Regions from separate parts of the Homo sapiens genome. Here regions 2 and 3 are each linked to region 1. Evidence: chromatin contacts called from ENCODE Hi-C or POLR2A ChIA-PET data. All regions are on one chromosome and are shown on one strand. The core of a region is the stretch at or near the end of the contact, and the rest is flanking DNA. Distances in the headings are between cores, read along the strand shown. Region 1 overlaps RBL2 (RB transcriptional corepressor like 2). Region 2 overlaps FTO (FTO alpha-ketoglutarate dependent dioxygenase). Region 3 overlaps CHD9 (chromodomain helicase DNA binding protein 9).

What was found. Hi-C counts contacts between places; a loop is a spot of excess contacts on that map. ChIA-PET counts read pairs that join two places held with the same protein, here RNA polymerase II (POLR2A). Pooled maps may share reads with other maps.
Region 2: a loop to region 1 is called in a pooled map, with 5 times the contacts of the local background. The contact joins two enhancer-like sites. A Hi-C loop is called at or near these places in 3 of 50 pooled maps. POLR2A ChIA-PET finds 5 or more read pairs at or near these places in 2 of 52 experiments (GM12878 and T-cell).
Region 3: a map of natural killer cell shows a loop between it and region 1 (2.3-fold over the local background). The contact joins two enhancer-like sites. A Hi-C loop is called at or near these places in 1 of 168 maps with a recorded cell type or tissue (natural killer cell), 3 of 37 single-sample maps with no recorded cell type and 7 of 50 pooled maps. POLR2A ChIA-PET finds 5 or more read pairs at or near these places in 1 of 52 experiments (AG04449).

What each region holds. Positions count from the first base shown.
Region 1 is chr16:53,455,619-53,459,424 of GRCh38, reverse strand. The region is part of intron 8 of RBL2 (RB transcriptional corepressor like 2); the gene reads right to left. Among named protein-coding and RNA genes, the nearest start is that of RBL2, 23 kb to the right of the region's middle. Within about 2 kb of position 1,589, at least 6 of the 41 ENCODE cell types and tissues checked have a DNase peak (open chromatin) inside an H3K27ac peak, as active enhancers do.
Region 2 is chr16:53,820,080-53,823,720 of GRCh38, reverse strand. All of the region lies in intron 2 of FTO (FTO alpha-ketoglutarate dependent dioxygenase), which reads right to left. Among named protein-coding and RNA genes, the nearest start is that of FTO, 120 kb to the right of the region's middle. Within about 2 kb of position 1,585, at least 6 of the 41 ENCODE cell types and tissues checked have a DNase peak (open chromatin) inside an H3K27ac peak, as active enhancers do.
Region 3 is chr16:53,090,482-53,093,775 of GRCh38, reverse strand. The region is part of intron 1 of CHD9 (chromodomain helicase DNA binding protein 9); the gene reads right to left. Among named protein-coding and RNA genes, the nearest start is that of CHD9, 37 kb to the right of the region's middle. RefSeq lists an enhancer at 1,752-2,437. Within about 2 kb of position 1,800, at least 34 of the 41 ENCODE cell types and tissues checked have a DNase peak (open chromatin) inside an H3K27ac peak, as active enhancers do.

The sequences.
Region 1 (3,806 bases), core at 340-2,839:
TTAATAAACATTTTTTAAAGAACATTATTTTAGGCCAGAAAGACTTTAATTCACTTCACAAATGGGACTTCAAGCCAGTAAGACTTTATCTTTACAATATCAATAAATTTTAGTGACTCAAATGTCACCATTCTTGGAATTTAAACATAACAGCATTAAGAGCCGCCAATATCCATGTGAAGACGAAGGTGTGAAAGAATAATTTGTATTTTAGCTAACTAAAAGTTTGTCTCTTAAAAGTTAAAACTCTAAAATAAGGTACAGCTCCCTACATTCCCTCTTGTAAAACTTATGCTCGGAGGCAAAGATAAGCATTCTGCTCACCTGAAAAATTAAGATTATTCTCAGCTCTGAGAAACAGAATTTCACAATTCCCATCTACTGCTATTTTTGCAGACACTCAAAGATAAAAGAAAATTGTGATTAAATTTGGTTCCAAAAAAAATCCATGATTTAACAAAAGCCTACTGATATGGTTTGGCTATGTCTGCATCGAAGCCTCAACTTGAATTGTATTTCCCAGAATTCCCATGTGCTGTGTGAGGCACCCAGTGGGAGGTAATTGAATTATGGAGGCCAGTCTTTCCCGTTCTATTCTTGTGATAGTGAATACGTCTCGCGAGATCTGACGGCCTTATCAGGGGTTTCCACTTTTGCTTCTTCCTCATTTTTCTCTTGCCACCGCCACCTAAGAAGTGCCTTTCGCCTCACACCATGATTCTGAGGACTCCCCAGTCATGTGGAACTGTAAGTCCAATTAAACCTCTTTTTGTTCCCAGTTTTGGGCATGTCTTTATCAGCAGCGTTAAAATGAATTAATACACCCACCATCCAAATATTCAAATTTGCTTCAGAGACAGATAATAAGTTGAACATTCCCTAAAAAGGCAACTTGATGCAGAACAGCCTTCATTGGTCTTCCTGCCCCTCCTCTACCTTTGGTTACCAGAATCTATCACAGGTTCTCCCCCTAAGGTAGACAGGTCTTCAGAGAAATAAGTTAAAGTCAACATTCTTGACAATAAATATGGAGAAGATGTGACTTGGTGTCAAAGGAGCCAGTAAAACATCTTTCTGATTTTTCAAATAAACTCTGAAAGGTTAAGATAGCTTAACAATGTCTTTTAATATTCAAGATAAAATTTCCCTGTGTATTAAATGTACTTATTCTAATTTTTTAAAAAACCTAGCAAAACTTTCACCTGGCAACAGAGCCAACTATTCAAGTTTCATAAGATATAGAAAAGCACAGAAATTTACTGTATACAGAAACAAACCTACATGTTTTCTCTATGTCTTAAAGTGTAATACAACTAAGACTTTCACTTTGTTTCAAAGAAATTCATTCTATAATTAAGTCAATAAAATGATTTGGGTAGATTATTGCATTCAAAAGGCTGCTCCCTGCCTTACAAGGTTTCTTGCAGCCAACTACTTCACTGTGCATGAACCGATGCCTACATTGGGAGGCACTGGGAGGGAAAAACACCTTGTACACAAACAGGAGAATCAACAGCAGCCAGCAGCATATAACCACATCACCCACAGGCAGCAGTAGTTTCACAGAGGAAACTAGGTGTGACAACCACAAACAGCTTCCTGCCAGAGTCCTCAAGGTCAACATGGTGCTTCTTGGTAGCACTGTGCTTAGCTTAAAGCTTCCTGTTCATTCTGATCAAGAGGAATCTTTAACTTGGGTGCAAATATTAAGTCGGTATCTTAAAAATATTAGGATGTTCCATCTCCAAATGAAGACTTACAAAATTTGGAGTGACCCTGAGCTTTGTCCTTAGTCCTCTTGTATTCTCTCTCAATTCATACCTCTAAGTAATCCCTCCTCATTTTATAGCTTTAAAAGCCATCTACGGCTGGGCATGGTGGCTCACGCCTATAATCCCAGCACTTCAGGAAGCCGAGGCGGGAAGATCATGAGGTCAGGAGTTCAAGACCAGACTAGCCAAGATGGTGAAATGCCGTTTCTACTAAAAATACAAAAAATTAGCTGGGCATGGTGGCAGGCACCTGTAATCCCAGCTACTCAGGAGGCTGAGGCAGGAGAATCGCTTGAACCCAGGTGGCAGAGGTCACAGTGAGCCGAGATTGCACCACTGCACTCCAGCCTGGGTGACAGAGCGAGACTCCATCTCAAAAAAAAAAAAAAAAAAAGCTATCTGTACCCACCCTGATGACCCCAGGACATATATACACAACCCCTAACCTCTACTGTGAACTGTGAACTCCGGTCTTGTATACCTCAACTGTCTATTCAACTTCTCTACTAGGATGCTTAAAAGACATCTCTAATTTAACATGCTAATAACCCTAACTCTTGATTCCCCTTCCCCCAGACTTGCTCTTCCCTCTTAATAAATTTCAGTAGTAAATGTTCCCCGAATGTCTACTATGTGCCAAGCGCTGCATACAACACTGGTCACAGCCTTGGTGAAGCTTATATTCTAATGCAAGGAGACAGGTAATAAACAATTCTTTCTACCTACCTCCCTACTTACTGTCAGACAGTGATAAATACGAAGAGAAACACTAGCAAGCAGAGTCAGGGGGAAAAGAAGTCCTGAGGGTTGGGGAGGATGTTGTGGTTATTATTGACATAGCAGTTGGGTTATCAGAGACCAGAATGAAGTGAGAAGGAAGCCACATGAGTCTCTTGAAGCAATACAGTTTAGGCAGAGGGAATTGCAAAGGCAAAGGCTTTGTGTTGCAGGCATGCCTGGCATATCTGAAGAACAAAAAAGGAGGTTAATGTGGCATAAGTGGGTGAGGAGGGAGGAAAGTAGATGAATTCAGAGAGAGCCAGGGCCAGATAACTTACAACATTACAGGCACTTGTCAGGATTTTAGCTTTTATATCATTCACCCAACTGGAGACATCACTGTTCTCTTTTTCTCATACCCTAGATACAAACCCTCGGTAAATCCTGTGGGTGCCATCTCCAAAATATGGCCCAGCTACAAACCATTCTCTGAAGCAAGCCACCATAAACTATTGCCAGAATCATTCCAATAGCTTCTTAACTCCCTACTTCCACCCTTGCCTCTAATCCCACTTTCCCAGAAGACCTTTAAAAATGTAAATCAGTCACTCCTCTTAATAACCCTCTTAATGGCTTTCACCTCAATCAGAGCAGAAGCAAAAGTCCTTACGATGGCTTCCAAAGCCTACACGGTCTGTCTGGCTCTCTTGTTCCCTCTTCCCTGCATTTCTTTTTCTTCTTCTTTTCTTTTTTTTTAAAGACAGGCTCTTGCTCTGTCACCCAGGCTGGAGGGCAGTGACGCGATCACGGCTCACTGCAGCCTGGAACTCCTGGGCTCAACGAATCCTCCTAACTCAGCCTCGCAAGTAGCTGGGCCCACAGGTGGACACAACCATGGCCAGCTTATTTTTTGTATTAATATTTTATGTAGAGACGGGGTCTCACTTTGTTGCCCAGACTAGTCTTGAACTCCTGGGCTCAGGCAGTCTTCTGCCTCAGTCTCCCAATGTGCTAGGATTACAAGTATGAGCCATCACACCTGGCCTCCCGTCACTTCTTACCACTTTTTCCCTCACTCTATTCCTACCACACTAGCATTCTCACTGTTCCTCCAAAAAGCTAATCCTGTTCCAACCTCACGGCTTTGCATTTGTTATGCTCTCAGCTTCAAATACATTTACCCAGCTATTCATATGGCTTGCTTCCTCACTTACTTCTGGTGTGTGACACCGTTCCCAACCACCTTACCTACCACAGCCCACCCATCCCATTCTCCCCTCCCCTCAATATTTTGTATTACTACTCTATTTTCTT
Region 2 (3,641 bases), core at 336-2,835, 360 kb before region 1:
GAGACGGGGTTTCTCCCTGTTGCTCAGGATAGAAGTTAAGAATACATTCCAGATTTCTGGATTTAACAACTAAATAAACAATTTACTATTCTGTGAAATAAGGAAAACTGAGGCAAAAGAGAAATAGTAGAAAGAAGAAAAGGGGGAAATGAAGAGTTCACTGTAGAGCTGCAGCCTTGAAGATACCTATGAAACCTCCAGGTGAAAATATGGTGGGCGGGGGGAGGGGAATTGGATGTACACATCTGGAGCTCAGAAGAGAAAGCAGGGCAGAGGAACGCAATGTGGGAGTGATCAGCACACAGCTTGGTTTTAAAGGCCTAGAAATGAATGAGATCACCTAGGGAAACAGTACAAATATCAAAAGGAGACCAAAGCTATTTCCTGAGTCGCAGCAGAAGCCTCAACAAAGGAGAACCAGCAGAGTGTATTATTGCAGAAGCTAAAAGAGGAGAGCATTTCTAGAAGGGCGGGGTACTCAACTATGTCACCTGACACTGAGAGGCCAAGTGAGATGAAGACAGATGATCCAGTAGATTTGGCAGCATGAAAATCACTGATGGCAATGACACGAGCAATCTCAGTAGAGTGCTGGGGGTGAAAGTCAGATTGGAGTAGGCGAAGATGGAATGAAAGAGGAGGAAGTGAGATGGCATGTAGAGATGTCTCTGAATGGTTCTGCTATGAAGGGGAGTAGAAAAATGGAGCTTTTGATAAAGAAGAAGGCTAGACTAAGGGACAATCTCTAATGATGGAAGACGCTAGAGAACACCAGAGTTTCTCAGTACACTCATGAGAATGATACAAGAGAAAGAGGCTGACGATGCAGAGAGAGTGAATAACCAAAGAAGTCGAGACCTTGAGTGTCTAGAGCAGTAGCCCCCAAGTCAGGTATGCAAGGCTTTGTAAGGCCATCTGGAAGAGTGGTGGGGCACAGGGGAGAGGTAGAACTGCTTTATTTTTAATATAAAATGAAAGAACTCAAGCATTATTAAAATATGTATGCATATATATATATACACACACACATATACACACAAATAGGTTTAATATGAATATTATTATAAAACAGACACGAGTACATGAGTACTACCACCAGCACACTACTGGTGGTGTGCTGGAGTCAGTCCACACTGGCTCATGAGAGCCCACTGTGTGCATCTCTTTCCAACTGCACATTCAGTAACACCGTGACGGTGGCTTGAAACTGTCCACAGTGAGAGTATTTACACTGCGGAAATCAAAAAACACTAAAAATCAAGGCTGGTTCTTTCCCCCTACAGGCCACTTGTTAAACACTTTCTAGGATGTCACTGTATGTGCTTATCTACTGATAAGAGTATGTGATCAAAAATATGTGGATAGGAGAGAAGATACTTCTTATATTGGAATAGGCTAGAAGGAAAAAGAAGGTATGAATTCAGATAGGATGATAAATGTAATAATAGTAGGCAGATGAGTACGTTCTAGGGTTTCTTTTGGAGGGGTGGTAGTTAGAGAATGCTCTGACTTTCTCAATGAAGTTAAGGTGAATCACTAGCTAAGAATGTATGCTGGTCATTAGAGCTGTTTGCCAAATAGTTCTGGATTCCTCCTCTGCCACCCAGCTTTTTGGGCCCAGTGTAAAATTACACTTCCTGGTCCCCTCAGGATGGATGAAACATGGGATTACTTCTGTCCAGTGAAAAATGATGGCCATCCCTTCCAGCCTGGAACATGTCATTGTCACTGCAAGACCCTCCAGCATACTCTGCACCCCTCTGCCACAGCAACCAGCTGGTGGCTGCTTGGATCTCTGAGCTACTTTAATGGGTAGTGACTCTGTGCCAACCCACAAATGATACATAAAATGGACAAGAAATATTATTGTGTGGAGCCACTGAGATTTGAGAGTTATCAGTTACTATAGCATAATCTAGCCTGTTCTGAATGAGGCAGAGTGCAGGAGATATTATAGAAGACATGCAGAAAGTGGGAGGAAGTATGCAGAAGAAAAATGAATGAGTCAAGTCTGAATGTGAAAAAATGACTTTACTAGGTAAGTGTGGTAGGACTGCCCTGCTTCTCAAAATGCCTATCTGAGGTGTTGACCATGAATTGAAAGTGACAAAGAGAAGAGTCATGTGGCATACCACTATGGATTGTCATTGAGATTGTCAGGGATCCATTAAGGATTGAGTTTCCATATTTTAGTTATCCCCATTGGAAAACAGAAACAGTGATATCGTACTTTCTATTTACATAGCTTATGAAGAAAGCAATGCAATCCTGTAAGCAGAGACCAAATATTCTGAAGCCATGAGCAGCAACTCTAATTCTATCACTATACTGGTTACTTTCTTAGCAAGTCCCTGAGGCCCCAGTATACTCAAAGCAATGATGAAGAAGTGATGAAGAAGGTAATTTCTTCACACTGTCTTAACACCTCCAGTACTCTCTGAATGGTCCTTAGTATAAAACAATAAAGAAAAGTATGGTAATTCCCAAGAACTCTGTTTCTGAACACACTCCCCTCTGGGACTAAGAAAGGAATACTGAAAATAATGCACTCATATGCACAAACGCCTGCCCACCCCCCATTAAAATTCTGCTGCCCTTATTCAACATACACTGGGTCTCAACACTGCATAAGATATATTTAATATGGGGAAATTATAACCCTATAGACCAGGAAAAACATATAACCACATAAATATCATCTGTAAATACCTTGACATAAAAAACAGCATAAAAAGAAAATAATGGCATGGGAAAATATTCCATTTTTTTCCCACTCAGATCATGTCCCCTTTCTCTCTGACCATATGTGCTTCTATTCCTGCAGTCCTCAAGTGTCCAGCTCTTAAATACTTCCCCCAGGCTCCTCCCCCAACTCCACACCTGGATGGTCCTTCCCATCCCTGGGTCATTTTCTTATAGAAACCTTTCCTGGACATGGATGAAACTGGAAATCATCATTCTCAGTAAACTATCGCAAGAACAAAAAACCAAACACCGCATATTCTCACTCATAGGTGGGAATTGAACAATGAGATCACATGGACACAGGAAGGGGAATATTACACTCTGGGGACTGTTGTGGGGTGGGGGGAGGGGGAGGGATAGCATCAGGAGATATACCTAAAGCTAGATGATGAGTTAGTGGGTGCAGCGCACCAGCATGGCACATGTATACATATGTAACTAACCTGCACAATGTGCACATGTACCCTAAAACTTAAAGTATAATAAAAAAAAAAAGGAAACCTTTCCTGAATCTCCACCCTCAAATAGGTGCCCTCTGTTATCACTCCCCACGCTTTACTTCTCTTTTGTAGCACTTATCTATTTGTAACTATATTTATTTAAACTATTATTAGTTTAATAATCTGTCCTGTAAGATCACAAGCTCCTAAAAGAAGATAGTACTAGTGGCCTGGAGCGGTGGCTTACACCTGTAATCCCAGCACTTTGGGAGGCCGAGGCAGCTGGATCATCTGATGTCAGGAGCTCGAGACCAACCTGGCCAACAAGGTAAAACCCTGTTTCTACTAAAAATACAAAAACTAGCTGGGCGTGGTGGCGGGCATCTGTAATCCCAGCTACTCAGGAGGCTGAAGCAGGAGAATCACCTGAACCCGGGAGGTAGAGGTTACAGTGAG
Region 3 (3,294 bases), core at 551-3,050, 370 kb after region 1:
AGATCAAGTTGTACCTGGCCACTTTCTAGCTATCTCTGTTAGCTTAATTCTCTAAGCCTCAGCTTTCTATCTGTACAATGCGGACAATCATACCGCCTTTGCCTGATTGAAAGGCATTAGTGAGAACAACATGACACAATGGGGAAGAAAGTGCTTATCAAACAGAAAGGTGTGGTACATTTGTACTAGAATGTAAGCCCCTAGAAGGCAGGAACCTTGTATGACTCCTTCACTGCCCTACTCTCAGGGTCAAGGACAATGCCTGGCACATAGCAGGTGCTCAATAAATAGTTCTTGAATGAGCGAATTGGGTTATGACAGATTAGAGTAAAAATAATGATGATGATGATAATCCCTAACATTAATTGCATCTTGGCTATGTGCCACGCATAGTGCTTAGGGCTGTAATAGATAATCCCATCTAAGCTTTACAACAACCCAATAAATGGGGGTACTATTGTTATTCACATTCTGCAGATGAGTTAATGCGATTCAGAGAAGTCAGTGATTTTCCTAAGGCCACATAGCTAGCTGAATAGGTTGTGACCAAAGTGATATGAATTTGCAGATTCAGAGAGGCTCACCACCTAAAAATGGAACATAGGGGTGGCCCTAGTGCCTGAGAGGCAATGATGAGAGTCACTGAATTTTGATATCTTTCTCACTCTTCAAGAATCCAATATTAAAGTGCAGATGCAGCAGGGCATAATGGCTCATGCCTGTAATCCCAACACTTTGGGAGGCAAAGGCAGGAGGATGGCTTGCGCTCAGGAGTTTGAGACCAGCCCTGGCGACATAGTGAGACCCCATTTTTACAAAGAATGCAAAAATTAGCTGGGTGTGGTGGTGCACGCCTGTAGTCCCAGCTATTCGAGAGGCTGAAATGGGAGGATCACTTAAGGTTGAGAGATTGAGGCTGCAGGGAGCCTTGGTCACACCACTGCACTCCAGCCTGGATGACAAAGTGAGATCCTTTCTCTAAATAAATAAATAAATAAATAAATAATAATAAAGGTGCAGGTGCCTCTGGAAAAGTCAAATCTAAATTTCCAATGAGGAAATAATCTAGTTTATCTGTTTGCTTCCTAAGTGTGGAGAGTGGGGTTCTTTTGCAGGGATGGGATTTAGGGTGGGTAGGGGTTACACGTAACAGACACAGAGTTTGCTAGGGAGGGAGCTGAGAAGGCACTTAAGATGAATGTTGACTGTTTTTACTGAGAACTGGCCTAGGACTTCAGGAGGGCAAAAGGGTGTTTGGGCTCCCAAATCACCTTCATGGGACATCTGTCACCCAGCAGCCCAAGGGCCCTGGAAGGTAAAGAGCTGAGTGACAACAGTTGTTTGTCTCCGAGAGAGGTAGCAGTACAGAGACATTATCAAAGGGGGTTTTCTTTTATGTTTGCATATTTTATGATAAGCATGTATTTGCATATCACCTATGGAGTTAAAAGTATATTTAAATAAATGAAAAACTAGAAATGGGTGGAAGAAGGTTGAGAAAAGTCATGGGTTGGATTCTCCAAAGCAACACAGCTTCCAAGACCGTACAGCCTGCGCCAGGCTGCAGCTCTCCAGGGCTTGGCTGATTTACTGGAGATGAACTGCAGCCCCCAGCCTTCCCAGGGTATGACAGCCAATGAGCCTGATCCACAGCTGGGGGGGAAGTATTTGCCTTTGCAGTTGGCAGCATCTCCCTGCCTCCAAGCCTTCCTCATGAGAGACTCATTATGCAGTTTGGTCACATGCCCTATGCATTTTAATGAATGAGTCAGGGGACAGACTCAATTTGAAAGAGGAATCGCTGCTCTCGGCTGGGTGAAGGGCTCTCAAGGGATGCTCTTGCAGCTTGGATATTACAAGAAAAGGAAAGGAGGAAGCTCTTTCCATTTAGCAAGAAGGAAAGGAGGTCTGAAGAGGAAGGTCAAAAGGAAGGAAGGAGAGAAGGAAGGGAGGGAGGGAGGAAGGAGAGAGGGAAAATGGAAGGGACAGAAATAACTGCCTGGAGTTCAGAAAACAGTCCTTGAACAGATGCTGCCCACCAGGCACTCGTTTGCTCCTTTATCCTCCACTTATTTATTCCAAACATTTAGTGCTGTGTAAGTGCCAGGACCACACTAGGCATGGGAGTTATAAGACAAATGAGACAGAGTCCTTGTCCAAAAGGAGTTTGCAGGAAACCAAACCAGTTTGGTCATGTCAGAGTAACTACGGCAGGGGTCTAATTTGGGAGGTGGGATGAGCAAAAGGAGACGGCGTTCGCCTCCTCCCTGTGAGTACACCCATGGGAAGGCAGGGGATCCCTGGCTCCAGGGCCACCATTTCTTAAGCACTTCCCACCTGCCAGATGTAGGGGTGAGGACATCACAGTTAGTATCTCCCTGAATCCTCACAATCATCCCAGGAGGCAGATCCTGTTACTGTCACATTTTTTACAGATGAGGAAACTGAAGCAGAGAGAGCAGCTTGCCCAAGGTCACCCGGGGATTTGAACTCAGTTCTGTCTGACTCCAGCGTTCTTGGCAGCTCAGTTCTATGCTGTCAGCCAACCACTGGATGGGGAATGCTGGAGAAGGCCTTTCCCTTCCCAGGCTTCCTTCCAAGAACACTCTGAACCCCCAGGAGGAAGGGGTTGGTGTGGATCCAGATGGAGTCAGCGCCAACCAGCCTGGGAGCAGATCCGAAACCTCACTGAGTGGGGCTGTGTGTGGGACTGAGAGCCCAAGGGCGGGGGAGAGGAAGGAAGCTGAGCCTCACCGCGGTCAGTCGGGGGGGGGTGAGCTGTTCCCATCCTCCACACCACAAAACACAGGGCAGCAGATGCCTAGCAAATGGGCGTGTGAGAGCATGGTGGGCAGGCAGGCAGGCAATGTCACCAAATTACTCAACAAAGCCACCCTGGCTTTGAACTTTGAGCCAGACTCTGCTGGGACAGGGCATGGGGGTTGGGGTGGGGTGGCACTCACCACTGTGAAAAGGATGTCTGCCACCCCCCTGCCCCCAAGTGGGAGAACATAGCCTGGGGAGAAGCCAAGAAACTGGAAAGCCACCGCACACCCACATTCTCATGAATTTTTACAGCTGGAGAGAAAGAGCGATACACAAGCCCGGCAGGACTCTGGGGCCCTGGGCTTCATGCCGGGGAGGAAAGAAAGGCCACCTGCCATGAACCTGGACTGCACACAAAAACAGCCTTTACTGAGCGATTACTGTATGCCAGGACCGTCATACACGTGATCCCACAGAACCCTCACTGTCACTATCCCCATTATACTGAAGAAGAGATCTCGACTGATG